2 separate regions of the Homo sapiens genome follow, and region 2 is linked to region 1. Evidence: chromatin loops called from intact Hi-C (ENCODE). Cell type or tissue: ovary. All regions are shown on one strand. Links, peaks and the distances in the headings refer to the core of each region. The heading gives the core; the rest is flanking DNA.

What was found. Hi-C counts contacts between places; a loop is a spot of excess contacts. Peaks named below come from ENCODE experiments on the same cell type or tissue, not always from the same donor. Only the 100,000 strongest peaks of a DNase experiment are listed, where the experiment ranks them.
Region 2: a loop joins it to region 1, with 2.3 times the contacts of the local background. A loop is called at or near these places in 5 of 110 quality-filtered maps.

The regions. Positions count from the first base shown.
Region 1 is chr2:231,220,133-231,235,136 of GRCh38, forward strand. It overlaps ARMC9 (armadillo repeat containing 9), which reads left to right. Exons shown (of 25, transcript NM_001352754.2): 6 at 2,596-2,688; 7 at 6,642-6,666. Among named protein-coding and RNA genes, the nearest start is that of ARMC9, 29 kb to the left of the region's middle. RefSeq lists enhancers at 2,308-2,607, 8,252-8,321. In ovary, for the core only: a CTCF peak has its summit at 7,353; a DNase peak (open chromatin) is centred at 7,389; H3K27ac peaks cover 785 bases.
Region 2 is chr2:231,265,296-231,280,299 of GRCh38, forward strand. ARMC9 (armadillo repeat containing 9) reads left to right here. Exons shown (of 25, transcript NM_001352754.2): 13 at 5,687-5,777; 14 at 7,660-7,783; 15 at 11,341-11,480; 16 at 13,087-13,163. Among named protein-coding and RNA genes, the nearest start is that of ARMC9, 74 kb to the left of the region's middle. In ovary, for the core only: a CTCF peak has its summit at 5,607; DNase peaks (open chromatin) are centred at 5,175 and 5,726; H3K4me3 peaks cover 1,439 bases; H3K27ac peaks cover 4,146 bases.

The DNA.
Region 1 (15,004 bases), core at 3,558-11,557:
TCACAAACTCACCCTCCAGCTATGTTTAGTCTGTTCTTTAACCTTTTCATTGAATTTGTAATTTCAGTTAACTCTTTTTTTTTCAGAAGTTTATTTTTTTGTTGTTTATTGAAATTGCTGGGACATTTTTATAGTCTCTCATTCCTTCCTGTCTTTTATTTCTTTAACACATTAAAACTTTAGGCCAGGTGCAGTGGCTTACAGCTCTAATCCTAGCACTTTGGGAGGCCAAGGTGGGCGGATCACCTGAGGTCAGGAGTTCCAGACCAGCCTGGCCAACATGGTGAAACCCTGTCTCTACTAAAAATACAAAAATTAGCTGGGCATGGTGGCTAATGCCTGTAATCCCAGCTACTCCGGAGGCTGAGGCAGGAAAATCTCTTGAACCCGGGAGGCGGAGGTTGGAGCAAGTCGAGATCACACCACTGCGCTCCAGTTTGGGCAACAGAGCGAGACTCCATCTCAAAAAAAAAAAAAAAAAAAAAAAATTCCTTGGCTTCCTAGCTCTAATTTTCCTCCTGTCTCTGACCTCCTGTTCATTTAACAAATCGACCCACCACGCCCAGCTTGGAAATGTTCTTATTCTCAGAGTTGAAAGCACAGAAAAAATAAGAATGGTCAAGAAAAAAATAGGTGACTCATGTCCAAAGAGGCTTTATTTCAGTCTCATCCCTGTCATTAGCAGAGCATCATAAAGTAAGTAATTACATTGAAAACACATATTTGTTGGTAATACAAAATAGTAATCAACAACAGAGCAATCTAACTGGAAGTCTGTATGTCCCAAGCATTTTGTTTTGTTTGTTTTTTGAGACATAGCAGTCCTTTCCTGAGATTCTTCTCTGTGTGGTTGAGCGTAGACCACCTTGAGTTGTAGCACCTGGGTGATTTCCCTAGGGCTGCCCTAGCAAAGTACCACAGGCCAGATGCCTTAAGACAGCAGGCATTCGTTGTCTTACAGTTCTGGAGGCTGCAAATCTGAAATCAAGGTGTTGGCAGGGCTATGCTGTCCCTGAATCCTAGGGGAGGATCCTTCCTTTCCCCTCCCAGCTTCTTGTAGCCACGGGTGTTCTGTGACTGTGGCAGCATCATTCCAGTCTCTGTCTCCATTGTCCCATGGCCGTCTTCCTTCTGTGTCTGTGTCTAAATTTTCTTCTTCTTGTAAGGACATATTGGATTAAGGTCATATTGGATTAAGGACACACCCTACTCCAGTGTGACCTTATCTTAACTTTAATTACATCTGCAACGACCCCATTCCCAATGACCTCATGTTCTGAGGTACCAGGGGTTAGGACTTCAGCATGTATTTTGAGGGAACACAGTTCAATCCATAATAACACACACCTTATAAACAAAGTTATCATGCAGTATCAGGGAATTACACAATTTTTTAAAAATATAAGAACTCTCTGGTCGGGCATGGTGGCTCATGCCTGTAATCCCAGCACTTTGGAAGGCCAAGGCAGGTAGATCACTTGAGGTCAGGAGTTCGAGACCAGCCTGGCCAACATGGTGAAACCCCGTCTCTACCAAAAAAAAAAAAAATACAAAAATTAGCCAGGCTTGGTGACCCTCGACCCAGCTACTCAAGAGGCTGAGGCAGGAGAGTTGCTTGAACCTGGGAGGCGGTGGTTGTAGTGAGCATAGATCGAGCCACTGCACTCCAGCCTGGGTGACAAAGCAAGACTCTGTCTCAAAAAAAAAAAAAAAAAAGAACTTTCTGCTCATCTGGCAGTATTTTTTCTAGAAATCAGATGACATGCTGGCTAGAATGATTGGGTGGGGGTGGGAGGCATGGAGGAGGGTACAGAGCTGGAGAGGCAGAGACAGTGGGGAAGGATGGAAAGGTCTGAGGGCCATGGGGCAGCATCTAAGAGGATGGTGGGTATGAATTTTTAGTGGCTTCGCTGCATTTTTGTGGAACTTCTTGGTTTGGGTGGAAGATATTTCTGTATAAAGAGTATAAGGAAAATTGTCCTGAGACAAAGATTGTTACTTGTTATGTTTTTTCTTATTTAAGTCATTAATTTTTTCTTCTTGATGAGCATTATTTGAGATAAATAATTTGTTTTTAAAGGACAAATCATGCTAAGACTATATCATAATTCTTGACATGGTGGGGTATTTGTGGCAGAAAATAGCTTCTGTCCTTTTTTCTTATCTAGACGAGGTTTGTGGAAATGAGTCCCTTTCTTGGGGAGACTCTCAGTAACTTAGTGATAATTGTTTATGTTACGCCTCCCAGTGCTGTGCGTGCCTAGACTGTACTGAACTATTTTTGGTATGCAGCCTAATAAGGTTCCTTGTCACGACTGTGTTTAAATCACATGAAATACTCAAATCATGTTCAGGGTTATTTTTTCCCTGTTTATGAAAGAACTCTATTTTTTCTTCCTACTGTGGGCACTTGAATCTTCTGTAAATGAGTTGGTCAGATGTCCTAAGACCTGTTTTTCACAGCCTCACGTCACTGGCATTTTGGTTTTGGTTTCAATCACTGTGCAGGGTTTTTTAGCCTAATGACCTCAACTTGATGATGCTATTGGTACTTAGTAATCTAATGTTTGTATTTTTGTTCCCTTTTTTCTTTAGGATTCCTGGACTCCAGAGTTAAAGTTGAAGTTGATAAAGTTTCTAGCTTTAATATCTAAAGCCAGCAACACGCCAAAGCTTTTAACAATATATGTATCCTTTTGAAGCAAATAGAGACCACCTATGGTTTTAGAGCAGATTTTATTTAGAGTTGCACGCTGGCTTAGGTTTATTGAGGTTGCCTCATTAAATCGGGATAATTAATAGTGTTGCTTTCATATTTACAAGGTCAATGAATCATTAATGGCAGGGCCTATAGAGATCAACTTCTATATCATTGGATCTCTGAGACTTTCTTTTTGGCAAGGTCTTATTTTGATGTCACGTGGCTAGAAGTTGTCTTGGTAGAAAAGAAAGTTTACCTTCTTGTAAAAGAATTCCTTGGGATAATTGTCCCTTTGCAGAATGTCACTTAACCACTTTTAAGCCCTTCAGGCCATGGCATATGGATCGGGTGACCATCTAACTTGTCATTCAAATTGGGACTTCTTTTTAAATAACTTTATTGAGGTGTAAATTTACATACCATAAAATCTACCCATGGTAAGTGTACAATTTAATGCTTTTTGGCAAACGTACAGAGCTGTGCAGTATCACCACAGTCCAGTTCAAACTGGGACACTTTTGAAAGTAAAAAGGGGCACTAACTGGACAAAGTACCAGGGTGACAGGTGTAAATAGAGCCTGTTTCAGAAAGAGCAGAACGTTAGGTCACCCAACCCATGGAAGACTAATTTCCCAAAGGTTATTAGTTTTTAAAGACAAGTATCTCCTTTTACTTGGAATAAAAATGTATCCAAAGTTATTTCATAACAAGAACATAATGTTTTGAATGGTAAAATTGGTCACTGTTTAGTTTAATTTCATGAAAAATTTAGGCTACTTTGCTGCGTAATACCTTCTGCTTCCTTTCTAACTCCAAAGCATTTGACTTTCTTGACCTAATTGAGGTTTTATTTGTCACTAGGACTCCATGCCACATTTCTACTTGAGCTTCCTAAGCCTTCCCTGTTGCCTGTATTCAAATTCCTTAGCCTGGCCTGAGCCGAACGGACTGATCTACAGCTCTCGTCTCTGCCTTTATATCCTTAAGGCTTTTGTTTAAATTCTTCTGTTTGCCTACATACCACGATGTTTGCATATCCAAACCTTTTCCTTCCTAGAGTTCCATATACAGTGATTTTCAGTGAAACTAGAACTTTTCCAACTTGACTTATAATTATTTGAATACGCTTTAAAAAAGCATTTCTCAGCTTAATTTTTTTTTTTCTTGATACTGCTCCTTGTGGAACAGGGCTACCCCATAGGCAGTGTGCCCAGAGTAGCTCAGCTTAATAATTATGGGTGCCAATATGTTAAGAATCTAATCAAAATGATTTACATGGTAAATTATATTAGTTATATTAAAAATATATTAGTATACTCAAAACAGTACCTGACTGGGCCCCGTGGCTCACGCCTGTAATCCCAGCACTTTGGGAGGCTAAGGCGGGAGGATCACTTGAGCCCAGGAGTTTGAGCCCAGAGTGGGCAACATGGCGAAACCCCATCTCTGCAAAAAGTACAAAAAGTTAGCTGAGCATGGTAGCATCCATATGACTATAGTCCCAGCTATCTGGGGGAGACAGGTGGGCGAATCACCTGAGCCCAGGAAGTTGAGGCTGCATTGAGCTGTGTATTCTGCCATTGAACTTCAGCCTGGGCAACATAGTGAGACCCTGTCTCAAAAAAATAAGAATAAAAAAAGATCATAGTACCTATTTTATAGGAAGAGTATGAAGATTGAGTTAATACATATAACTTGTATGAAACAGTCCAGTATATAGTAAGTGCTTGATAACTGTTAGCTGTTGGCATTAGAATTTTTAAGTACTTGTCACCTTTCATCCTGTTCCACATGCTTTGAAGCATATGCTGAAATATAGCAGGTAACTATAAATAACATTCTAATATTTTCCTTGTTACATGAAAATACTTGTAGTTCAGTTCAATACATTAAGCTTCTACTATGAGTCAAATATTGTTCTAGGATTTAGGGATATAAAGAAAAGGCCAAGATGTAATTCTCTTAGCCAAACTGGAGCTTTGAACAATAAAATAGGAGTCTGTGAGGCAAACAGAGGAGGGATGGGAATTACAGGTAGAGGGAACAGCCTGTGCAAAGGCACTGAGACAGTGCCTGGGAAACTGAAATAATTTAATATTACTGGAGCAGAGTATTGGCATAGACAAACTCAGAGACTAGGCAGGGCCTAGGTCATAAAGGTTTATGCCAAGTCCTATAAGGAATAAGGAGCCTTTGAAGCATTTTAAGTAAGAGAATAACAGTTGTATTTGCAAAAAATAACTTTTTACTTCCTGATTATAAAATCAACTATATTCCTTATAGAAAATTTGGAAAGTACAGAAAGGTTTTTAATACAGACATACACCCAAATTGTAATAAAGGTAGGTACATGTATGTGTGTGTATATTTCTATGCATTTTTATCAAAGGAAGAGAACATCTTCCCATATCATTAAATAGCCTTCAAAAGCAGGTTAAGTTCCCTCAGAGGTTTAAACGTAGAGTTACCACATGACCCAGGAATTGGTCCAGGCTGTACACCCAAGAGCTATATACCCTAGCTATATACCCAAGAGAAATGAAACATACATATGTCCACAAAACAACCTGTACACAAATGTTCATAGTAACATTATTCATAATAGCCAAAAAAATGCAAACAACTCAAATGTCTATCATCTTATGAATGGATAAACAAACTGTGGTGTTATCCAAATGATGGAATATCGTTTGATATCATCCAGCCATAAAAAGGAATGAAGCACTGATTCATGCTGTAACATGAATGATCCTTGAAAGCATTATGCTAACTGAAAGAAGCCAGTGGCAGGGACCAGGTATTATATGACTCTATTCATAAAATGTCCAAAAGAGGCAAATCTGGAGAGACAGAAAGTATATTAGTGGTTGCCAGGGGCTGGGGAGAGCAGGGAAAATGGGAGTAACTGCCAGTGAATACAGGGTTTCTTTTGGAGGATGATGAAAATGTTCTAAAATTGATTGTAGTGATGGTTGCATAACTCTGAAAATACTGAAAACCATTGAAATGTACACATTGATTGATGATTGATTGATTGATTGAGTCAGAATTTTGCTCTTGTCACCCATGCTGGAGTGAAATGGCGTGATCTTGGCTCACTGCAACCTCCGCCTCCCAGGTTCAAGCGATTCTCCTGCCTCAGCCTCCCAAGTAACTGGGATTACAGGCACCCACTACCAAACCTGGCTGATTTTTGCATTTTTAGCAGAGACAGGGTTTTGCCATGTTGGCCAGGCTGGTCTCAAACTCCTGATCTCAGGTAATCCACCCGCCTCAGCCTCCCAAATTGCTGGGATTACAGGCGTGAGCCACCACACTGGCCTGAAAGGTACACTTTAAATAGGTGAATTATACAGTACGTGAATAAAGCTATTACCAAAATACTAAGGAAAAGTTTAAGACAAATTAAGGGAAAAGAAACATGTTAAGTAACTGTCTTCAGTCATGCAGCCAGACGTGTGGGAACTGAGATTTGAACCCAGGCAGTCTGGCTCCAGAGTCTGTGGTCTTAGCAATACTGTGCTATGCTGTTTTCACCTCAATATCAATTTCCTTAGGATAAAGCTTTGAATTGAAGTTAGAGTTGAATTATGTATAAAATCAGATTTGCATTTTTAGTTGGCTTGGTAGCAGTGGGGAAGGCCTTTGGAAGGGGATAGGAAGGGGATAGGAGGCTGTTGAAATAGTGCAAGACTTGAATTCAGACAGTGATAATTGAAATGGGGAGAAGAGGACTTGCCTTCTTCTGAAATGGGAGTGGGTCAGGCCAGTATGGAGAAGTTGCTTAGCTATTTACAGCAACAGTTGGAGCTGGCCCTCCCGGCTCCGAGAATTCTGTTTCATCATGCTGAGGTGCTTTCTCACATTGGCCACAGGATGTCCGATACCCCAAGTACCGTTCCCTGAATGCCTGTTTTCCTGAACTTCTTTTTCATCCCAGAAGGAGAATGGACAAAGTAACAAAGGTAAATCATCTAGATTTAAATTTGTCTAAGAACAACTTTGCCAGTTCAGGTTTGAAGTAGTAAGATCGGTGCAAAGATGGAGAGAATTCATGATTTTGGCTTTAAGAGTCTAAATATTTATGAAAGGCTTTGCAGTCATAGTGACCTGCAGTTCCTTGAGGCCCATTTTCGGGAGGGCTGGTATTGTTAGCTTCGTCTTGCATGTCAGGTAGCTAAGCCTTGGAGAAATGAAGAGAATCCAATAACATCCCAAAGGGAGGTAACTGCAGCAGCAGCACATTTTCCCTAGAAGGTGTAGGGCAGCATGGGTAAGGATAGAGTTCTTTTAATTTAATTTATTTTAATTATTTTAATATTTAACTTTTACCTTGAACTAGTCAACTGGGGTCTTCGAAGACATATGGAGTACCCATTCTTATCAAGCATTTTCCATTCCCAAGTAGGAATTCCAGTCTTCAGTTTGTAGCATGAAGTGTTATTTTTCCATGGTCAATTGTTTTTACCAGAACTGTTCACTTTTGAGTAAGGTGAGAAAAAGTGTAGTTAATATGAAGTTGGTGGCCCCAGTTGGGGCGCTGTACCTCAGTTTTGCCTTTGATACTACGTTTTGACAGCTGCTTAAATGATGATGCTGGAAAGGGCCTGTGATGCATGTCATCCCTCTGGTGAGTATTGATGGCATAACCCTCAGTTCCCAGTAGGTGGAGTGTGACTACAGGAGATCTTGTTCCATGCGCCAGCACATTTGCCCTTTCAAAGCAGAGTCATGCCAGAGAGGATTTCAGAACTCCCTGCCATTGCTTTTTCCTGTTTCTTTTTAGGGAGTGAAACTCTTTTAAAGAAAGGAAGCATTAATTAGTAAATTATTTAGCTGTTTGCTCACCAGGGAGTTGGCAGATAAGCAATGGGGTTTGTCAACCTCAGGGAGAGCTTGGGTTTGGGTTTGTCACTCAAGATGGCTTTGGCAGCGTCAGCCTTTGAGAAGGCTTCGGATGCTTGGTTTTGCTCTTGGTAGCCTCAAGCATCCCCAGCTCAGCTGTTCTAAGTGTGTGACTGGTTCTGCCAGCCATGCTGACCCTTCTGTCGCTCAGAGGGGACAGGCCCTGCTGGCCCTTCATGGAGGAGCAGGGCTACAGATACGGCCCCATGGGATCAACCTGGACTGCTCCAAGGGTCGCAGGAGCACCCTGAGTCTTGGAGCTCCCCAAGGTTGCCCTACCCCCAGTACAGTATGTGGAGGAAGACTCCCAGCCTGCATCCTCAGCTCTGCAGGCCCGCTCTCTCAGTGCTAGCCTAGGCCCAGGCCTGGCCACGGTGCGTCCCGGGCCAGTTTGCTCACATCCAACACAGCTGGCATCTTCAACTGGACTGGGACTTTGGATCTTGCCCTGCAGCTCCTGGAAATACACCTCAGCCCACTGTTCCATTGCTGCCTGACAGACCATCCCGACTTGGTGGCACAAAACAATGACATTCACTTATAATGGTGATGATGAGCCTGCATGGTCTGGGAGCTGTGGGCTCAGTTAAGCTGTTCTCCCTCAGCGTGTCTCTCAGGTGCAGTCAGGCGGAGCGGCCTGGGGCCAACTCCAAGGCACTCACACGCAGAGTGGTGGTCGGTGCTGGCTGTCACGTGGGGTCTCAGCAGAGGCCCTTGACGAGAACACCTGCGTGGCCTTGTGGTCTGGGCTTCCTCCAGGCATGTTGCCTGGTTTCCAAGGGTGAATGTCCCCAGAGAGAGCCAGGAGGAAGCTGTATCACTTTTTCTAACCTAGCCTCTGAAGTCAGTCAGTCATTTCTGCTGCATTCTGTTTCTTGCAAGTGAATTCCTAAGGCCCCCTCACCTTCAGAGAAAGGAAATTACATTCCTCTTCTTGATGGGAAGGAGGGTGTGTCAAAGACTACAGGCATTTTAAAACCACCACCATACCCTGCATCTCTGGACCCTAGAGAACTGCCTTAGTTGTTAGTTGAATCTGCCAGGTCGCTGTTCTGAACTAGCCTTTGGACCCCCAGGCAATGGGGGCAGGAAGGTGGTGAGAAACTTCTCTCTCTGGTTCCTGAGTTTCTGCAGCTCATGTCCCCCTAGCATACACTGCATTTTTGAGCATAGCTTTCTTCTGGGAGCATTATGTAAATCTGATAAGTGGCCCAGTTTTGCAGATCAAATAAACATGGGAAGGGGAATGCAAATAAAAGAATTGTCTTTCTCTACAGGTTTTTAATGTTGGAATTTCAGTAAGGAGACCAGTTTTTAAGCCTTCTTTAGGGTCAATTTTAACTGAGTTTTCTGGAAGCCAAGCAGAATGGCTGTGGATTTGAGTCTGGCAAGCAAAGTGCATCTGTGGCGGAGTGAACTCTGTAATGTGGTGTTGCTATGGAGATTGGAGATTCGCATTTTGGGCCCAGGCATGACAGTCATTTGTCACCCCCTTGTCCCCTCATCCTGCAGCTAAGGCTGTAATAACCAAAGGCACAGACATGCCCCCAGTTTAATTTAATTCTAGACTCAGGCATTGTTTTAAGTGAAGTGGTTGCATGATATCATTGTTCTGTGTATCTTGATAGGAAGTTTTCACGGTTAAGTGAGATTACCAGAAGCTTTTAAAGAAGACAGGAAAGGCACTTGCAGCAGAAACTTCTCTCAGAAGGAATTACGTTTGAAATGCTGTGTGGAATAAAAACAGGTTGACAATGTAGTAACATCGGATTATTATTTTCACCTAGTCACTTAAAAAGGATATAGAAATAGTATCTTTTGGCATTTCTAGCATGAATTGATTCAACCCTTTCAGAATGAGCAGTTGATCATTTTTCTGGAGTTTGGAGCCCTAAACAGTATTTTAAAAAGTAATGACTCATATTCATAAGTTACATTATAACTTTCTTCATCCAGTATCTGTGGATTAGCAAAGTAGCAAGGAGGTAATTTTTATCTGAATACAAACAGGAAAGAGTATATCATTATAAAGACAGAGAGGTTAATTTTAGCTTTTCATAGTGGGTGAGAAAAACAATTCCATATTTAAAAGTTGATCATTTTGTCTTGAGCAGCCAATTAAAATCTCATTTACCCTTTAAAAAAAAGTACAGTGCCCTAAGTGAAGTAGAAAAGTTAAAAAAGAAAGCTTGAGTGGCGGGGGAGAGATTTACATCACTGTTATGTCAGTAATTTTGGATATGAAGAGTCTCAATAAATTTCACTGGCATGACTAAGATGGTTTTATTAAAATAACATGGAGGTTATAATAAGACATCTCCATTAAAAGTTGAGGTCTTGTCACTAGGCGTGGTGGCTCATGCCCGTAATCCCAGCACTGTGGGAGGCTGAAGTGGGAGGATAGCTTGAGGCCAGGAGTTTGTGACCAGCCTGGCCAACATAGTGAGACCCTATTGCTATAAAAACTAAAAAAAATTAACCGAGCGTGGCGACGTACATCTGAAGTCCCAGCTACTCAGGAGGCTGAGATGGAAGGATGGTTTGAGCCCAGGAGTTGCAGCGAGCTATGATCGCACCACTGCACTAGTCTAGGTGGCAAAGCCAGACTCCGTCTCAAAAAAAAAAAGAAGAGGAAATTGAGGTCTTGCATGGCAAGGCATCTTGGTTTAGTTGTTCTTGTCTCATAAAACTTTTGACAGGGAAAATAGAAAGTCCTGTTTAATGCTCTGAAATAAAGCTGATGTGTTTGAGCTATCACCCACGTAGCTTCTAGTCATGGACAGGTCTTGTTTGTAGCTAGTTAAGGTATCTGCAAGGTGATGTCTCTGGGTAGCAGCCTCTCCTCCTAAGGAGTATACAGTTGTCCCTCAGTATCTACAAGGATTGCTTCCAGGACCCCCACAGATAACTAAAATCAACAGATGCTCAAGTCCTTTATGTAAAATGGCATGGTGTTTGCATACAACCTACACACATCTTCCCATATACATTAAGTCATCTCTGGATTACCTATACCTAATACAGTGTAAATGGTGTGTATACTGTTGTTATACCATTTTGTTTACGACATGAAAATGATATGAAAAAAAGTCTGTATGTGTTCAGTACAGGTGCTTCTTTTCCCGAATATTTTCAACCTGAGGTGGTTGAATCCACAGGTGCAGTACCCATGGATATGGAGTGCTGACTGTATTTGAAAATGGTCACAAACATTTCAGCCCTATTGCCTGCTTCTCTCTTTCCAATAGGCTGCAGGCAGTTAGGCCTTTTATCCCGGAGATGTGCCACACTTTGAAATTGTCATAAATTCTGATTCTGGGTTCCCAAGGCAAAAGTTCCACAGATAATCTCTTATGTTTAGTAAATTGCAGAATGAACTTCCGGGGGGAAGGGTTCCTTTGTGCAGTCCGGAGGGACTGCTTTGGGGACATTCACATTGGTGACTTGGGAGGTCATTGAGCCTAGCTAATGGGTTTTGGTACTTGATTCATCATGTACCACTTGGTCCGTGTTGAGAAAGTTTGCATAGATGTTCTCCAATACTTACGACTGCAATATGGGATTATGAATAGTATTCTGTAGAATTTTCATCTTTGAAAGTTTTAACTTATCTAATTTTGAACTCTCTATATATATATGAAAAACTTTATTTGTATTCATTTATTTTTTTGAGACAGCGCTGTTGCCCAGGCTGGAGTGCCGTGGCATGATCTTGGCTCACTGCAACCTCTGCCTCCTGGGTTCATGCGATTCTAGTGCCTCGGCCACCTGAGTAGCTGGGATTACAGGCGCATGCCACCATGCCCAGCTAATTTTTGTACTTTTAGTAGAGACGGGATTTCACCACGTTGGCCAGGCTGGTCTCGAACTCCTGGCTTCAAGCAATTCAATCGCCTTGGCTTCCCAAAGTGCTGGGATTATAGATGTGAGCCACCATGCCCCACCTGAAAAAAAAATTTTTTTTTTTTGAGATGAAGTCTGGCTTTGTCGCCCAGCATGGAGTGCAGTGGCGTGATCTTGGCTCACTGCAACCTCCTGCTCCCGGGTTCAAGCAATTGTCCTGCCTCAGCCTCCCAAGTAGCTGGGATTACAAGAGTGCGCCACCATGCCCTGCTAATTTTTGTATGTTTAGTAGAGACGGGGTTTCCCCGTGTTGGCCAGGCTTGTGTCGAACTCCCGACCTCAGGTGATCTGCCTGCCTTGGCCTCCCAAAATGCTGGGATTACAGGCGTGAGCCACTGTTCCCGGCTGAAAAACTGTAATAATAGCACGAATTTAACACATTCCTTTTTTTTTTTTTTTTTTTGAGACGGAGTCTTGCTCTGTCACCAGGCTGGAGTGCAGTGGTGCAATCTCGGCTCACTACAACCTCCACCTCCCTGGTTCAAGCGATTCTGCTGCCTCAGCCTCCTGAGTAGCTGGGACTACAGGTGTGCGCCACCACGCCCGGCTAATTTTTGTATTTTTTGTAGAGATGGGGTTTCACTATGTTGGCCAGGGTGGTCTTGATCTCTTGACCTCGTGATCCACCCGCCTCGGCCTCCCAAAGTGCTGGGATTACAGGAGTGAGCCACTGCACCTGGCCAAATTTATCACATTCTAAGAGGCAGAAGGTAGTGACCCCCTTTCCCTAATGTTTAAGGAGAATCTTGATAAATGATTTTCAGGGCCATTCTCAGGGGAGTCAAGTACTGGATGTAAATTCATGCCAGGTGACTTTTTTTTTTTTTGAGACGGAGTTTCGCTCTTGTTGCCCTGGCTGGAGTACAATGGCATGATCTCAGCTCACTGCAACCTCCACCTCCCAGGTTCAAGCGATTCTCCTGTGTCAGCCTCCCAAGTAGCTGGGATTACAAGCATGCACCACCACACCTGGCTAATTTTATATTTTTAGTGGAGATGGAGTTTCACCATGTTGGCCAGACTGGTCTTGAACTGCTGACCTCAGGTGATCCACCTGCCTTGGCCTCCCAAAGTGTTGGGATTACAGGTATGAGCCACTGCGCCCGGCCTTTGCCAGGTGACTTTTTAAAGTTATCTTTCAAAACTGAGATTTGTGGATGTTGAATAATAATAATAATTCATTATCATTGATATTTTGGGTTTTTAATTATTTATTTATTTATTTTTGAGACAGAGTCTCACTCTGTCACCCAGGCTGGAGTGCAGTGGCGTGATCTCAGCTCACTGTAACCTCCACCTCCTGGGTTCAAGCGATTCTCCTGCCTCAGCCTACTGAGTAGCTGGGACTACAGGTGCGTGCCTCCACGCCTGGCTAGTTTTTGTATTTTTAGTAGAGACGGGGTTTCACCATGTTGGCCAGGCTGGTCTCGAACTCCTGGTCTCAGGTGATCCACCCGCCTTAGCCTCCCAAAGTGCTGGGATTACAGGCGTGAGCCACCGCACCCAGCTGAAGATATTTTGGGTTTTAATAGTAAAAATATTTTACTTCTGTATATAAACAGTAATCAAACATGAAGGTTTTTGAAATACAATTTGAATGTAGGTTTTTAGAACACAAATTAGGAAGAATGGTTAACTTAGGTTATCTCAAACCTGTGGTGTGCACCAGATCCATTTGAGGAGTTTGTTGACTATATAGACATTCAGACCCCACTCAGTGTCTATAAAATCAGAATCTCTGGGAGTGAGGCCTGATCATCTTTATTTGTGGGTGATTCTGATGTATTTCAGAGCTTGCATGCCACTGCTTTAGGATGGAACCTTTCTGCCACTTTTAAAAGTTATCTACTTGTGGCCGGGTGCGGTGGCTCACACCTGTAATCCCAGCACTTTGGGGGGCCGAGGCAGGTGGATCACCTGAGGTCGGGAGTTCAAGACCAGCCTGACCAACATGAAGAAACCCCGTCTGTACTAAAAATACAAAATTAGCCGGGCATGGTGGCACATGCCTGTAATCCCAGCTACTCGGGAAGCTGAGTCAGGGGAATCGCTTGAACCCGGGAGGCGGAGGTTGCAGTGAGCCGAGATCACGCCATTGCACTCCAGCCTGGGCAACAAGAGCAAAACTCCATCTCAAAAAAAAAAAAAGTTATCCACTTATATAGAAATGTATTTACAAAGTCTTTCACCCCTTTCCATGAAATGAAATAGTAGTAATAGCCACCACTATATAACCTTCTCTAGGTCAGCCATTGTGCTAGGCATGTTGAGTGTCTTTTTTTAAATTTAATCTTCACAATAACCCATCAAAGCAATTATTGTCTCCATTTTATAGGTTAGGAAATGAGAATTACAGAGTTAAATATTTTATCTGTGGTTACCCAGCAAAAAGGTAATAGAGTAGGGATTTGAGCCCAGGTCTTTATAATTTTAAAATATCTCTCCATATCCTTGAAACCTGTTCTACAATGAAGACTTCAAATATTGTACAGTACTTGGATCAGGACAATAGTGAGTTACTCTGGGTTTGGGGGCACTGTTACCTCCTTTCGTCCAAAGTGTGACTTTCAAGAAAGAGGGAAGGTGGTATGGGCAAAGAAGTGCCAACACCGATGAGGATTTGCCTATTCCTGCCGAGACCAGGGTGGCTTGGCTTCAGTGTCTTTAGGGCTGCCCACGGGGGGATTCCAAGCAAAGAATCCTAGAGCCTTCTAAGCTGCTTGCTGTAAGGCCTGGTGGGAGTGGTTTTATGCTTTATCAAACTGGCAGAATGATGGAATCTCTTCTCCTTCTGGATTCTTGTTTTTCCTAGCAGGAGTCAAGCAGCCCAAAGTTTTATTTAAAATAAAGAAGTGTCCTGCAGATATGAATTGTCCCCCAGACAACTTCATAATACAAAAACAGAGAAAAAGACACAGGTTTGATTCAGGCATTTTATGAGCTCAGTATAGAATAAAACATTCTTTTTTTTTGAGACAGAGTCTCACTCTGTTGCCCAGTTGCCCAGGCTGGAGGACAGTGGCGCGATCTTGGCTCACTGCAACTGCTGCCTCCCAGGTTCAAGCGATTCTTGTGCCTCAGCCTCCTGAGTAGCTGGGATTATAGGCGAGCACCACCATGCCTGGCAAATTTTTGTATTTTTTTAGTAGAGATGGGATTTTACCATGTTGCCCAGGCTGGTCTCCAACTCCTGGCCTCAAGTGATCTGCCCGCCTCGGCCTCCCAAAGTGTTGGGATTACAGGCGTGAGCCACCACCAGCCCTAGACATGTTTATTTTCTTAGACCTAGAAGAACTAAAAGAAATTGCATGAGGTTCAGTCAAGGGAATAGATTTTCTTAGGAAGCCCAGTGAGGATTGGGTTGAACTTCCTGAAAAGGAAATTTTAAGTCAGTGTGGTTACAAAGCACTATGTAAATAAATGTGGCATAAAATAGAAGTAAGTGTGAAACACAAGTAGTGTCCAGTTTATTGTTACAAGAAAACATTCTGGCAA
Region 2 (15,004 bases), core at 2,336-10,335, 44 kb after region 1:
ATGCACACACACGTTTTCAGTTTGCAGTTACAAAGATTTGGAACCAACCTAAGTGCCCATCAACCAAAGAGTGGATAAAGAAAATGTAATATATATACAACATGAGATACCACTCAGCCATAAAAAGGAATGAAATAATGTCTTTTGCTGCAATTTGGATGGAGCTGGAGGCCTTATTCTAAGTGGGGTAACTCAGGAATGGAAAATCAAATATCATATGTTCTCACTTGTAAGTAGGAGCTAAGATATGAGGATGCAAACAAAAATTTTATAATGGACCTTGCACAGGTGACAGTGTTCACTGTATCCACTGGGTGCACTGAAGTCTCAGAAGTCACCACTAAATAACTTATCCCTGTAATTAAGAACCACCTATAACCCAGAAACTTGAAATAAAACTTTTTTTCTAAAAAAAAAAAAGAAGAAATAGGCCAGGTGTGGTGGTTCATGCCTGTAATCCCAGCACTTTGGGAGGCCTGAGGTGGGCAGATCACTTGAGGTCAGGTGTTTGAGACCAGCCTGGCCAACATGGTGAAACCCTGTCTCTACTAAAGATGCAAAAATTAGCCATGTATGGTGGTGTGCACCTGTAATCCCAGCTACTTGGGAAGCTGAGTGCTTGAACCCGGGAGACTGGGGTTGCAGTAAGCTGAGATTGCGCCACTGGACTCTAGCCTGGGCAGCAGACTGAGACGCCATCTAAAAAAAAAAAAAAAAAGAAGAAATGAGTTGAAGTTCTCTTAAGATGTCAGAGAATCTGCAGGGCAGAAAGACTCCTTGTCCAACATGGATGCTGTGTCACTATGGCACCAAGGTAAACTGACCTGTACAGACAGGAAATTGAATTCGTTGGTTCATTCCTCTCCCATAGTGGTTCTCAAAGTTTAACATGCATCGTTATCTCCTGGAGGTCTCATTAAAACAGATCACTGGGTCCCACCAACAGTTTCCATTCAATAGGTCTATGGTGGGGCCCAAGGATTTGCATTTCCAACAAGTTTTCCAGTGATGCTAATACTGCTGGTCCAGGATGCGTTGAGAATTACAGCTTGAGACCAAAAACTTGAATGGAGCCAAATTTAATGAAATTGTAGAGAACTGAATTTTTCATTTTTAGCTGAATTCTTAGTTTCTAGACTTCATAAATATCTCTCTTCATATCTCTAAGCATCTTACCCATTTTTAGGTGTACAGTTCAGTGGTATTAAACACATTCATAATGTGCAACCATCATGTGCCATCCATCTCCATAAATAACTTTTTTCATCTAGTAAAACTGAAACTCTGTACCCATTAAGCAATAATTCTCCATTTCCCCCTACTCCAGGCCCCTGGCAAATTCCCATTCTACTATCTGTCTCTATGATTGTGACTACTCCAAATACCTCATATAAGTAGAATTGTACAGTATTTTTCTTTTTGTGACTGGCTTATTTCACTTAGCTAATGTCCTCAGGTTCATCCACGTAGCATATGTCAGAATTTCTTTCCTTTTTAAGGCTAACATTTCATCATATGGGTGGACCATATTTTGCGTATCTATCTCTTCCTCCGTCAGTAGAAGCTACTGTGGATAGTGCTGCTGTGAAGTGTGCATGCACATCCTGACTGTTGTGTTAATCCGCTCCTTGCTTTTCTTTATAGTTTTCCCATCTATGTATATCCCGCATAATACAGTGTTTGCTTTTGTGCTGAGTAGCAAGCATCAGCCTTGCTCTGCAAGGAAACAGGACTGTGCCCATGTTAGATGAAGTTAGCTAGGAGAAGATGGCATAAACCAAAGTTTGGGATGACAGTTAGACATAGCCTCCCTGAGCACTTATTGATCCCCTCTGGGGACATTGGTAATCAAAAGTGGGAGAGAGTCCTGGGAAACACAGAGCGTCTGGCGGAATTGAAAGGTGGGCCAGGTACCAGTTGTCCAACAGCAATATTTATTTTTTTTTTAATTTTTTGAGACAGTCTCGCTCTGTCACCCAGGCTGGGGTGCAGTGGCGTGATCTCGGCTCACTTCAACCTCCGTCTCCTGGGTTCAAGCAGTTCTCCCGCCTCAGCCTCCTGAGTGGCTGGGACTACAGGTGCGCGTCACCATGCCCAGCTAATTGTTGTATTTTTATTGGAGATGGGGTTTCGCCATGTTGGCCAGGCTGGTCTCAAACTCCTGACCTCAGGTAATCCGCCTGCCTCAGCCTCCCAAAGTGCTGGGATTACAGGTGTGAACCACTGCACCCGGCCCGGCAGCAATATTTATGCCTAAGGGCAATGGTGAGCTGCTGTGTATTTTGGCTTTACGCTCACTTGATCTACTTCTAGTTCTCAGGGGTTGATCACTTGAGAACACTTCTGTGGGAGTAAAAAACTGTTCGCAGCTAATCCACACAGCAGGGCATGGAAGGGGGAGCTAGAACTTCACTAGCACTGTTTAGGGTTATCCAAATGCAGATAAGAGTCTGGGCTCGTTTCACCAGTCATTTTGTGCTCTGTTTAAAAATTGGGACCTCGTGCACTACTTTGGAACACGGGCAGCGTTTACTAAAACTGAATACCTTATGTCCTAGCAAAACCACTCCTAGATAAGCCCCAACCAAAACGTGCCCATATGTTCACTAAAAAACATGCAAGAATATTCATAGCTGCAGTTCTAGAACCAAAACACTGGCTGCAACCCAAATGTCCATCAGCAGTAGAATGAATACCTGTGATGTATTTGTAAAATGGGATACCTTGAGCAATGAGAAGGAACACAGCAGAGACCCTGGGTGAATATCACAGACATATTGTTGAATGAAAAAGTCAAACATAAGAGAATATATAATATATGGTTTCATTTATTAAAAAATTTAAGGAGGAGCCAAGTAACATGAATCTATGATGTTAGAAGCCAGGAGAGAAGTCACCCTTGGTTTGGAATGGGGTTCTGGAAGGGCATCTGGGACTATGGTCATGTTCTGTTTCTTTATCTGGTTACTAGTTAGCCACATGTTCGCTTTGTGAACACTCATCAGGCTGTACATGTGATCTGTGCAATGCCCTGTGTAGATGCTATACTTCAGCAAAAAATCAACCTAAATGGGTGTAATGGTAATAGGCATCTTGGGGACGACAGCCTTTGACATGTTGCCCTCTTGAATTAGCTGGGTTTAGTCTGGAAAACATTCTGGTGCATAGCTGCTGTCCAGGAGTCTCTTCACCAAACTTTTATTGATTCCTTTCACCTCTCTCCTGAATTGGATCTCTGTTTCCAGTGTCCCATATTATCTTATTTCTTGACTTGTTCTCTCGGTTGGTGGAACACATCCTTTAGTTAATAACGTCTAGAGAAAAAGTACACAGGAAGTAAATTTTTTTGAGATCATGTATGGTCAAGAAATGTCTTCATTCTTCGTATAGAATCCTGGATTGTAAATAATTTTCCTTCAGAATTTTGAAGACATTGCTCCATTGTCTTTTAGGTTCCAGTTTTGCTGTACAGAAATCCAAAGCCAGCTGGGCACAGTGGCTCATGCCCATAATTCTAGCACTTTGGGAGGCCAAGGCAGGAGGATCGCTTGAGCCCAGGAGTTTGTGAGCAGCCTGAGCAACATAGACCCCATTCTCTAAGAAAAAAAAAAATTCTTTTAAATTAACCAGGCATGTTGGCGTGCACCTGTAGTCCCAGCTAACTCAGAAGGCTGAGGCGAGAGGATTGCTTGAGCCCAAGAGGTTGAGGCTGTGAGCTGTGATCACACCACTGCACTTCATCCTGGGCAACAAAGTGAGAGCTTGACTCAAAAAATTTAAAAAAAGAAATCCAAAGCCATTCCAATTCTTTATCTTTTGTATGTGACCTGTGTTTCTCTCCCTAGAAGCATATTGAATCTTCCCAATTTCCCATTGACGTCCTTCATGAGGTATATTTTAATCCCTTTTATTGAGCACTTTGTGGGCCCTTTCAGTCTGACAACTTTCATTCTGGTCTTGAGTTATTTTGTTGATGGTTTCTTCCCTCTGTTTTCTGTGTTCTCTCTCTGAATGTTGAACCTCCTGAACTGGTTTTCTATTATAGTTTTCTCTCATCTTTTCTACTTTTTGTTCCACTCTTTAGGAGATTTCTTTTCTTCTTCTTTTTTTTTTTTTTTTTTTTTGAGACAGTCTCACTCTGCTGCCCTGGCATGATCTCAGCTCACTGCAGCCTCTGCCTCCTGGGTTCAAGCAATCCTCCTGCCTCAGCCTCCCGAGTAGCTGGGATTACAGGTGTGTGCCACCACGCCTGGCTAATTTTTGTATTTTTGTAGAGACGGGGTTTCACCATGTTGGCCAGGCTGGTCTCAAACCCCTGACCTCTCTGCCCACCTTGGCCTCCCAAAGTCCTGGGATTATAGGCATGAGCCACCCTGCCCAGCCTCCCTAGCAGATGTCTTCATCTTTATTTTCTGACCCTTCTGTTGACACTTTTATTTCCTTTTTGATAGCATTCTCTTGTTTCATGGATATAATACAGTTTCTTATATCTTTGAGGATATTATTGATGAATTTTTATTTAATTTTTAGTTTTCTTCTCCCTGCACGGTCTCATTTACTCCAAGCCCCGCCCCCACCCTCCCCCCCTATTTGTTTTGGCCTCCTGGTAGAAACTTTTCTCAGATGTCTGCTAGTCCTTGGTGATCTCCTAATGAGAGATTTGGAGTGAAGGGGACCACAAAGCCATTGAGTGTGATGGTGGGGCCTGTCGATGGATAGTTCCACCCAGGGGGATCTGGGTGGGCCGTTTGCTGGGAACCTCTGATTTCACGGTCTCTAATTCTTTCCCCGTGGGCTGGTCATTTCACTGTGAGAATAGTCTTCTAATCTCAGGCCTAGAGGGCAAAGGTCTGGTTGCCAGGGTCCTGGGAGCCAAGTTTTGGGGTGGCCCTCTGTTCCACATTCATTCTGCATTTAGACACTAACCCCCCTCTCCATTTTGTTCTAGAACCCCGGCAAGCCTTGCTCTCCTCTGCCTGGTGTCCCAGATCCACAGACCCTTTGTGTCTCCCTCACAAGGGAACACCCTCTCCCCAGCCCTGTGCTGAGAGGTGTGCAGGAGTCACATGAGTGGGATCCAAGTGCTTCTTGAACAACTTTAATTCATTCGTCTTTATTTTTCTTCAGCTCTTAAGTGCTTTGAGGAGTGAGTAATGGAAATTGGGTAATTCCACAGTGCCCGTTGCTGCCTTGAGATTTGGCCTTCTTGAGCCTGCTAAGCCTCTTGCCATGCTGCAGTCCCACTTCCAGAATTGTGGCGTTATCGTTTCTCGTGCTGTTCTCTCTGTCCTTGGGAATTATCTTTTTTAACAGTCCATTTATTGTAGTTTTACTGTGGCTTAGAGGGAGCCAAATTAGTCATGTGTCTTGGATCTGCCATTCTAACCTGGAAAACAGCCGCAACGGTAACAGCAAACAGGACTGCTTCCCTCGCGCCAGTCACTGTTCTGAGGGCTTCGTGTAATTAATTCATTTAATTTGGAAGTCTGACTAACTTATTTTTGCCAAGTCTCATCAAATTTCAGTTGGAAAACAAGGATTCCAGATGAAATGTTTGGCTTTAGTCTGTTTATTTCACCTCTAATAAATTCAGGCAGAGGAAGAGAACTACCAGACCCGAAGAGGAGGCGTGTGTTTATCTCTCCGTGTTCTTAACCTTGTTTTTCCTCTTGACGTTTTCCCCCAGAGGAGTGTGCTTCAGTTGCTGCACTCCACGAGCGACGTGGTGCGGCAGTACATGGCCAGGCTCATCAATGCTTTTGCGTCACTGGCAGAAGGTGAGACATCAGCTTTGCTTCAAAGATAAGAGCTAGGTCATATTGATGTGCTTTTTCCTTTGAAAATGAGCGTTCCTCCCAAGTTTCTTAGAGATGACGCTTCCTCAGTTTGTTACCGTTTAATTCATCTAAGGTCTTTTGTGAAAATTAATTGTTGTCATATTGCTTTAGTTTATATCAGAGCACATTTGGACAGTTTTTGGGGTTTATTTTGTAAACCTCCCGGTTTTATTTTATAAAGCTTTCTGGTTTTGTAACATAGTAACATTTTATATTGCTTTCAAGTATATCACAGGTAATGAATGCATCTTCTATAATTTTCTACTTAAGGCAAAATAAGTGAAACAATTACGGCAAAATAAGCTTAGCGAAACAAAGCAGACTCCAATAAACACTGCACCATTTCCTTCAGAAGACTATGACCTCTTAAATCAAAGGATTTGAAAACTCTGAAAATAACATGCCCCCATAACTGAATTTAAAATGATTTTGCAAAGTGCCATTATCTTCCGTAAGTTCTTATTTATTTGAGCTCTTTATAATGTGAATAAAGGGAGTTTTCAAATTATGAATATATGATACTCCAAAACTTTGTTCATTTGTTCATTCGTTCTTCCATCCATTTGGCAGACATTTATGATAAGCCAGGATGTGTTACTGAGGACCATTCATATAATAATACTGTTGAAACTTATGTCTGAAATTAACATCTTCCATATCCATTCAGAAGTCCACAACAGGCTAGGGACCATTCTGGGCTTATTACAGGGTCCCAGGTGTGGCTTCCTGCTTCTTCTCCAGGCCTTGTACAGAGAGTGTGTATGGAAGCATTCCTTGGCTGCCTCTGTTGTGAAGACTTAAGGGCTCATAACACACACATTACCCCTCATTTCTCTTTGTAGATCTGACTGTTGGGTTCAGGATTTCATGGAAAAAAAAGGACAATGCTCCCCACAAGAACACAGCAATGAATTATGTTTAGCTCACAAGAAGAGTGGTTTTTCTAGTCACCAGATATTTCATTGAATAAAACCAACGTTTAACGTTTAGAAGAAATATCTTTTAATAAGTTTTAATAAGTTTTGTGGGGGTTTTGTGTGTGTGTGTGTGTTTGGTTTTTTTTTTTTTTTTTTTTTTTGAGAGAGTCTCACTTTGTCAACCAGACTGGAGTACAGTGGCATGATCTCGGCTCACTGTAGCCTCAACCACCTGGGCTCAAGGAATACTCCTCGCGCCTCAGCCCCCCAATTAGCGGGATCAACAGGTGTGCATCATCATACCTGGCTAATGTTCCTTAGTTTTTATAGAGATGAGGTTACGCCCTGTTGCCCAGGCTGGTCTCCAACGCCTCGGCTCAAACAGTCTACCTGCCTCAGCCTCCCAAAGTGCTAGGGTTACAGGCGTGAGCCACCTTGCACAACCAGTAAGTGTTTGTTTGTTTGTTTGTTTGTTTGTTTGTTTTGAGATGGAGTCTCGCTCCGTCATTCAGGCTAGAGTGTGGTGGCACGATCTCAGGCTCACTGCAACCTGCCTCCTGGGGTCTAGCAATTCTCCTGCCTCAGCCTCCCGAGTAGCTGGGATTACAGGCATCTGCCACCACACCCAGCTAATTTTTGTATTTTTAATAGAGACGGGGTTTCACCATGTTGGCCAGGCTGGTCTCAAACTCCTGGCCTCAGGTGATCTGCCTGCCTTGGCTTCCCAAACTGCTAGGATTACAGGCGTGAGCCACCGCGCCCTGCCCAGTAAGTTTTTTAGAACATAAAATTACCCAAACTCTACTGTGTTATATGCAAAGTAAGTTTTCGTGGAAAGTGGTTTTGTAGCATACCAGATAAATTATTTCTGTCTTTCACCTGTTTCATCTCTGGTGTATTATCAGGTCGCCTCTACCTTGCCCAGAACACAAAGGTGCTGCAGATGCTGGAGGGAAGGCTGAAGGAGGAGGACAAGGATATCATCACCAGGGAGAATGTTCTTGGGGCCCTGCAGAAGTTCAGTCTCAGGTAACGACTGTGCAATAGGTCACGGTGTCTCCTGTGAGATCAGATTGAGTTAAAATTCCCATGGCAACCCAGGAGGCAGATGGTATTTTTCCACTACACTTTGGAGAGGTTGGATGACTTTCTAAGACAGAGCTAGAAAGCTTATCTGTAATCCACTAAACTATCCTGCGCAAGGCTGCTGGGGATGGAGGAAGACATTTTCAAAGCATCATTGGATTTTCCTAATGGACATTATCGAGTGCCAGCCATGCAGGATTGTGTCTCAGGGCATGTGCAGGGCTTAGAGACAGACACATGAATCAGACCTGATAGAGCCTCAGCCCTCAAGTTACTTCCAGTCCCCTGTGGGAGCTGCACACATGAATGCACATCCCAGCAGAGTGTCAAGGGCAGTTCTGTGGAAGTCAGGGTTAGGGCCTCCTGACCTTGTCCATGATCCCAGCAGCCCACCCCATGGGATCAGCCTAGACCGTCATGACTTGGAACCAATGGGGCCAGGCTAATTTCTGTATTTCTAGTAGAGACAGGATTTTACCATGTTGGCCAGTCTGGTCTCGAACTCCTGACCTCAGGTGATCCGCCCACCTCAGCCCCCCAAAGTGCTGGAATTACAGGCGTGAGTCACCGCACCCGGCCCCGTAGGTTCCTTTTTAGTTTACAGTTTTGTTGAGATGTATTTACACACCATAATATTCCCCCATATTAAGCATACAATTGAAGGATTTTTAGTGTATTTACAGAGTTGTGCAGTCATCACCACAATCCAGGTTTAGCACATTTCCATCACCACAAAAAGAAACCTCATACCCATTTACAGTCACTCCTCATTCCTACCCCCAGTCCCCGGTAGCCACAAATCTGCTTTCTGTCGATTGACTTGTACTGGACGTTTCATATAAATGGAATCATGTAGTGTGCACTCTTTTGTGACTGGCTTCTCTCACTTAGCATCGCGTTTGCAAGGTTTGTCCATGTAGCAGCATGTGTCAGGGCCTCATTCCTTTTGTGGCTGAATATGTACTCCATTATGGCTACATCATATTGTTTGTTTGTTTTTGAGATGGAGTCTCACTCTGTCACCCAGACTGGAGTGCAGTGGCGCAATCTTGGCTCACTGCAACCTCCGCCTCCCGGGTTCAACCAATTCTCCTGCCTCAAACTCCTGGGTAGCTGGGATTACAGGCGCACACCACCACACCCGGCTAATTTTTGTATTTTTAGTAGAGATGGGGTTTCACCATGCTGGTGAGTCTGGTCTCGAACTCCTAACCTTGTGATCCACCCGCCTCGGCCTCCCAAAGTGCTGGGATTACAGGTGTGAGCCACCGCGCCCGGCCTACACCACATTTTGTTTGTCCTTCAGTTGATTGGCATTTGAGTTGTTTGCATTTTTGGCCAATATGCATAATGCTGCCATGAATGCTTCAGCACAAGTCTTCGTGTGGACATATGTTTCTTTTTCTCGTGGATCGGCATCTAGGAGAGGAACTGTTGGGACATATGGTAATTTTTTCAGAGTTTTTATTCTCTCATGATCACCTCAAGTTCTCTTTGACTTTCTTGAGAACTCTAGTCCCTGGAGTCTTCAACTTTTTTCTGTCGGTCCTCTTCTGAACACACTTTCTTCCCATCAAATGTGGTTTACATTTGACTGACTCACAAATAACCAGAAGCCTACAAAGTGAAATGGTCTAAGCATGTGTGTTTTTAGTGGGGGAAGGGATAGGTATTTGTATCTACCATTTGCCAGCTCCCTGCCAATGAAAATTCTTTGTTCTAACTATATGAATCGAAAAGAACTGTAAGTGCTGCAGAGTCATTACTTCCTCAGAGCATACAAACACTTCATTTCTTTTTGTTTATAGAGAGAACTTTGCTCCATGTTGATCGCTTTGGGGAAGTTTTTAGAAATTCAATAACTATAGTTAAGTAACAGATACAAGATATGGTGAAAAAAATACTTCCTCCTGGTAATGCAAATGTTTACTGCCTGTTTATCTTTTCCTCTAAGTGTTAATTTAAGCTTTTTTGTTCTGTAAATGTGCTTAACCTTTTTGCAGTTTTCCAGAGTCTCTGCAATAAATGAAGAAGGTAGCTAGTTACCAAGAGAGCGCAGTCTTCACTGTATTCTAATAAGCCACCCTGATTGGGTCAGTGTAGTGTTTAAGAACAGGATGAACGGATAACTGGTTCTGCTGTTCTGTCCTGAGTGGTGGTTTCACCATAACCTGCGCATCCGGAGATGTGCAGAGCTGGCTTCTCTGTGGCATGTCAGTTTTCTACTAATCCAGATGGCATCTCATAATGATACCACACTTAGTCTCAGCAATTCTTAAAGCTAACCTGATGACATTCACCATCACACATTTTGATGGGGTATTGGATTTTGTAAGATTCTACACCTGGACTTTGGGTGGAAAATCATTCCTTATAATTTGCATTAACCAGGTCATTAAACTACCCTTACTCTATAGAAATGTGAATCAAAGTGATGTTAAGCTAGGCTTTTGCTCCTCCTTGTTTTCTTTATTTTTATACAGCTCAGAGTGCCTAGAGCTGGATTATAGAGCGTTTAGGTAAAAATCTATTTGTCAGCTGGGCACGGTGGCTCACGCCTGTAATCCCAGCACTTTGGAAGGTTGAGGCAGGCAGATCAGCTGAGGTTGGGAGTTCGAGACCAGCCTGGCCAACATGAAGAAACCCTAGCTCTACTAAAAATACAAAATTAGCTGGGTGTGGTGGCGCATGCCTGTAATCCCAGCTACTTGGGAGGCTGAGGCAAGAGAATCACTTGAACCCAGGAGGCGGAGGTTGCGGTGAGCCGAGATCGTGCCATTGCACTCCAGCCTGGGCAATAAGAGCAAAACTCCGTCTCAGGAAAAAAAAACAAAAAACCTATTTGTCAAAGAAGTATTTCTATGGTCCTGTTTCCTGGGTTAAGTAAACCAAAAGCTACAAATAAATATTTATTAGATATTTGAAGCAATGCTCTGCTAATTTTAAATATTGAAAAGGAAACTTTCAAAGTAGGAGGCCTCCTTACCACCTTATCTTTATTTAAACCCTTAATAAATATCCCTGAAATGTAAAGAATTTTTGTTATTTCAATTGTATGGGTTTAACAAAAATATTCCTCAGAGTCTATGTCTTCTGTAAGTTTGTCTTTTCTGATATGCATTCACATTACTGTTTCTTCTTTTTTTTTTTTTTGAGACAGAGTCTTGCTCCATCGCCCAGGCTGGAGTGCAGTGGTACGATCTCGGCTCACTGCAACCTCTGCCTCCCGGGTTCAAGCAATTCTCGTGCCTCAGCCTCCCAAGTAGCTGGGATTACAGGCGCCGTCACCACGCCTGGCTAATTTTTGTATTTTTAGTAGAGACGGGGTTTCACCATGTTGGCCAGGCTTGTCTCCAACTCCTGACCTCAGGTGATCCGTCCGCCTTGGCCTCCCAAAGTGCTGGGATTACAGGCATGAGCCACTGCTTCCAGCCTACTGTTTCCTCTTATATGAAAAGTTTCTTGGCAGTTTGTATTTACCGTAGGCTCTTTCTTCCCAGGCGCCCGCTGCAGACAGCGATGATTCAAGACGGCCTCATCTTCTGGCTGGTTGATGTTCTGAAGGACCCTGACTGCCTGTCTGACTACACGCTGGAGTACTCGGTGGCTTTGCTCATGAACCTCTGCCTCCGCAGCACAGGTCTCAGCCCCGACCCTCATTCTAGTGCAAGAAGGGGAAGAGATCTTGACTCTTGAAGCTGGGTTTCTAGTGAGCCTGATATGGTTTGCTTTTAGTCTCATAGAAAACTAAAAACAGAAAAAGGAGTAGAAAGCATTTCCAACTAGGTATCAAGCTGTTGAATCCCTGAAGGCAAAATCCATTCTTGCCCTGGAAAAAATGTCTTGTATATATGTAGTGCCTGCATTAAGAGGAGACTAAGTTCATTTACCTTTTTCTTTATTGCATTATTCAGAGGTAGGAAATTAAGAATATGATCCCCTTTTCTGAAGACAAAGAAGTGTGTTCCCAAGATACTATAGGATTAAGCTGGCCGCAGTAGCAGTGACACTAAACCACACTTCCTGCCCTGAATCACACTCTTTTCCCTGCCCCAGCCCTGGAGGTGGAGGTTCTCCTGTGGGCACAAGTCATTTATATACTTGATCAGTCATTTATATACTTGATCGCTGAAGGTAGTGATTTGAGCTTTTCCAGGTACAGGTACTATCTCATTTAAATTGTTACCTGGGATGAAAGAAGCTTCTTTAGAAGAGGTGCCACCTCCAGGCTGTGGCTTTCCCCAGCCTGAGCATCCAGTGTTAGGAGAGAAAGGCTCCCTGGGTAAACAGCTGGCTCAGGAGGACTTGTTGGAGCATCTTCCCCTCTATATACTTTGTAGACTGAACCATGTAACTGTGTGTTGTTGACTGAGTAAATGACTGTTATTTCAGTCATTTAAAAAAATAGCATGCAAAAAGTCCTAGCCTTTTTTTTTTTTTTTTGAGATGAAGTCACGCTCCATTGCCCAGGCTAGAGGCAGTGGCATGATCTTGGCTCAGTGGTGCAACCTCTGCCTCCCGGGTTCAAGCGATTCTCCTGCCTCAGCCTCCCGAGTAGCTGGGATTACAGGTGCCCACCACCACACCTGGCGAATTTTTGTATTTTTAGTAGGGAGGGGGTTTTACCATGTTGGCAAGGCTGATCTTGAACTCCTAACTTCAAGTGATCCACCCACTTCGCCCTCCCAAAGTGCTGGGATTACAGGCGTAAAGCACCGCACCCAGCCAAAAGTCCTAACTTCTAATATGTTTATCAGATTAGAATTAGCTTTTCTTCATCATCATCACCATATTTGCAGTGATTTTTATGATGATGTTTATAACTACTAAAATGCCTATATGGTCTTCCTGATGGTGGTGTCCGTGCGTGGGAGGGAGAACGTTGCTCTATAATGTATTGTGCTTTCACTGTAATGACTCGCTCTGTGCTCTGACCGGAGTAATAGCCACCACTTGGGATGGTTTACTGAGCACCGAGGTTCTATGCTACACTGAGTCCTTTACATACATTAGTCTACTTAATTTTGCATCACCTTTTGAGGTAGGTATGAATAGTAATCCCTGTAGTAAAGAAGAGGAAACTGAGGCCCAGATTGGTTACATGACTCACCCGAGGTCATACAGCTCACCCGAGGTCATACAGCTCATGAGCAGAGGAGCCAAGATTTGTCTCCAAGTCTACCTGACCTAAAATTGTGCTTCTGGGTTTAGACATGTCATGTTTAGCTTTGATTTGTTTCCCATAGGGAAGAACATGTGTGCCAAGGTGGCAGGCCTCGTGCTCAAAGTCCTTTCGGATCTTCTTGGCCATGAAAACCATGAGGTACTCATTCAGCACTGCTGGCCCTGGGCTCGGGGAGGCTACACTGGGGACCCAATGCCTGTGACCCCACAGGCACACAGCTGGCCCAGGATGGTTGCTGTATTTGAAAACTGTACATGTTCTCTGTCCTTCTGGGATTTTCATAAGCAACTGGAAATCTTTTATAATTTTTAGAATTTTGGAAGTCAGAAGCAGGATGTTCTTTCCGTCCCTGTCTGCTTGGCCCACTGGCCTGTGCCGGGCCCCTCCGGCATTGCTGTTTCTCATCATCTAGCCCCCAACATTCCTCCCCCACATGCCATTCCCTTGGTATGTTTAATGTATCTCTGTGGATGTGGATGGAGCCTTAAAAGAGATATGATACTGTGTATGTGTGTATTGAATTTACAGAAATAGATTGCCCTTTAAGTCTCATTCTGTTTATGGCTTTTCCCTTGTGTTTTTAGGACCTTTCTATGTTGCTTTACATATGTCTAGTTCATTAAGTGTCACTACTGCAAAATAGCCCCTTGTTTGTGCCCCTGACATTTTACTTATCCAGCCTGTACACTTCGAGTGCCATCCACTCTCTGTTGCCACAGCAGTCCTCAGTGGGCATGGCTGCACCTGCCCCATGGGAGCCTGTGCCAGAGCTTCCAGGGATGTGTAGACACTCATCACTACTGGCTGCCAGCATACATCAGTTTCAGGTCACTGAGTCCTGCCAAATTGTCCTCCAGAATGGCTATACTAGCGTTTGCTCTCACCAGTGTTGCCCCAACACCTGGTGTTATTTTCTAAGTTTTTAACCTATGGGCCCCAAGCACTTTTTAAATAAAGTAGAGGTATGTATGGGTAAACAAATTAACAAAAACAAATAATCAAATATGATTATTCTCTCACTTGCCTTCTACAAGTGCCATTGCAGAAACCACGGCAAAGCTTCAACAAAAATCTAACCACTTTAGACAGATGAGACCCAGGGGTATATCTGAGCAGGATACGATTGAGTACCACTTGGTTTCCACACATCTGTTCCCATTTCTTTCTTTCTTTTCTTTTTTTTCTTTTTTCTTTTTTTTTTTTTTTTTGAGACAGAGTCTCACTCTATCATCCAGGCTGGAGTGCAGTGGTGTGATCTTGGCTCACTGCAACCTCCACCTCCCGGGTTCAAGCGATTCTCCTGCCTCAGCCTCCCAAGTAGCTGGGATTACAGGTGCCCGCCACTACGTCTGGCTAATTTTTTGTATTTTTAGTAGAGACGGTGTTTCACCATGTTGGCCAGGCTGGTCTTGAACTCCTGACCTTGTGATTCACCCACCTCGGCCTCCCAAAATGCTGGGATTACAAGCCTGAGCCACCATGCCTGGCCCGTCTGTTCCCATTTCAAGCAGACAGCTCCCATTCTGGTCATTCCATTCACATTTTACACCAGCCCTATCCACTGATTGGTGTGACTTCTTTAGCAAGTGGATGTTTGGTGTCTTTGTGACATTCATTTTATATTTTAAAGCTAGTGAGCTCTGAACTACTTCCAGGCCTGAATGAACTCTGTTCCTCACTTTATTCAACTCAGGCAGGTGAAACCAGTGGGAAACATATTCTTCCATCTCATAATAAAGGTTGGTTTCAAGTACTGGAACCAATATGTCTGCTCTGAAAACTTAATAGACCAAAGGATTCATCATATCATTACCTGCTACCAATGCATTGGCTTTGAAAATGAGCTGGATGGGCCGGGCACGGTGGCTTACGCCTGTAATCCCAGCAATTTTGGGAGACCGAGGCAGGAGGATCACTTGAAGTCAGGAGTTCGAGACCAGCCTGGCCAACATGGTGAAACCCCTTCTCTCCCACTGAAA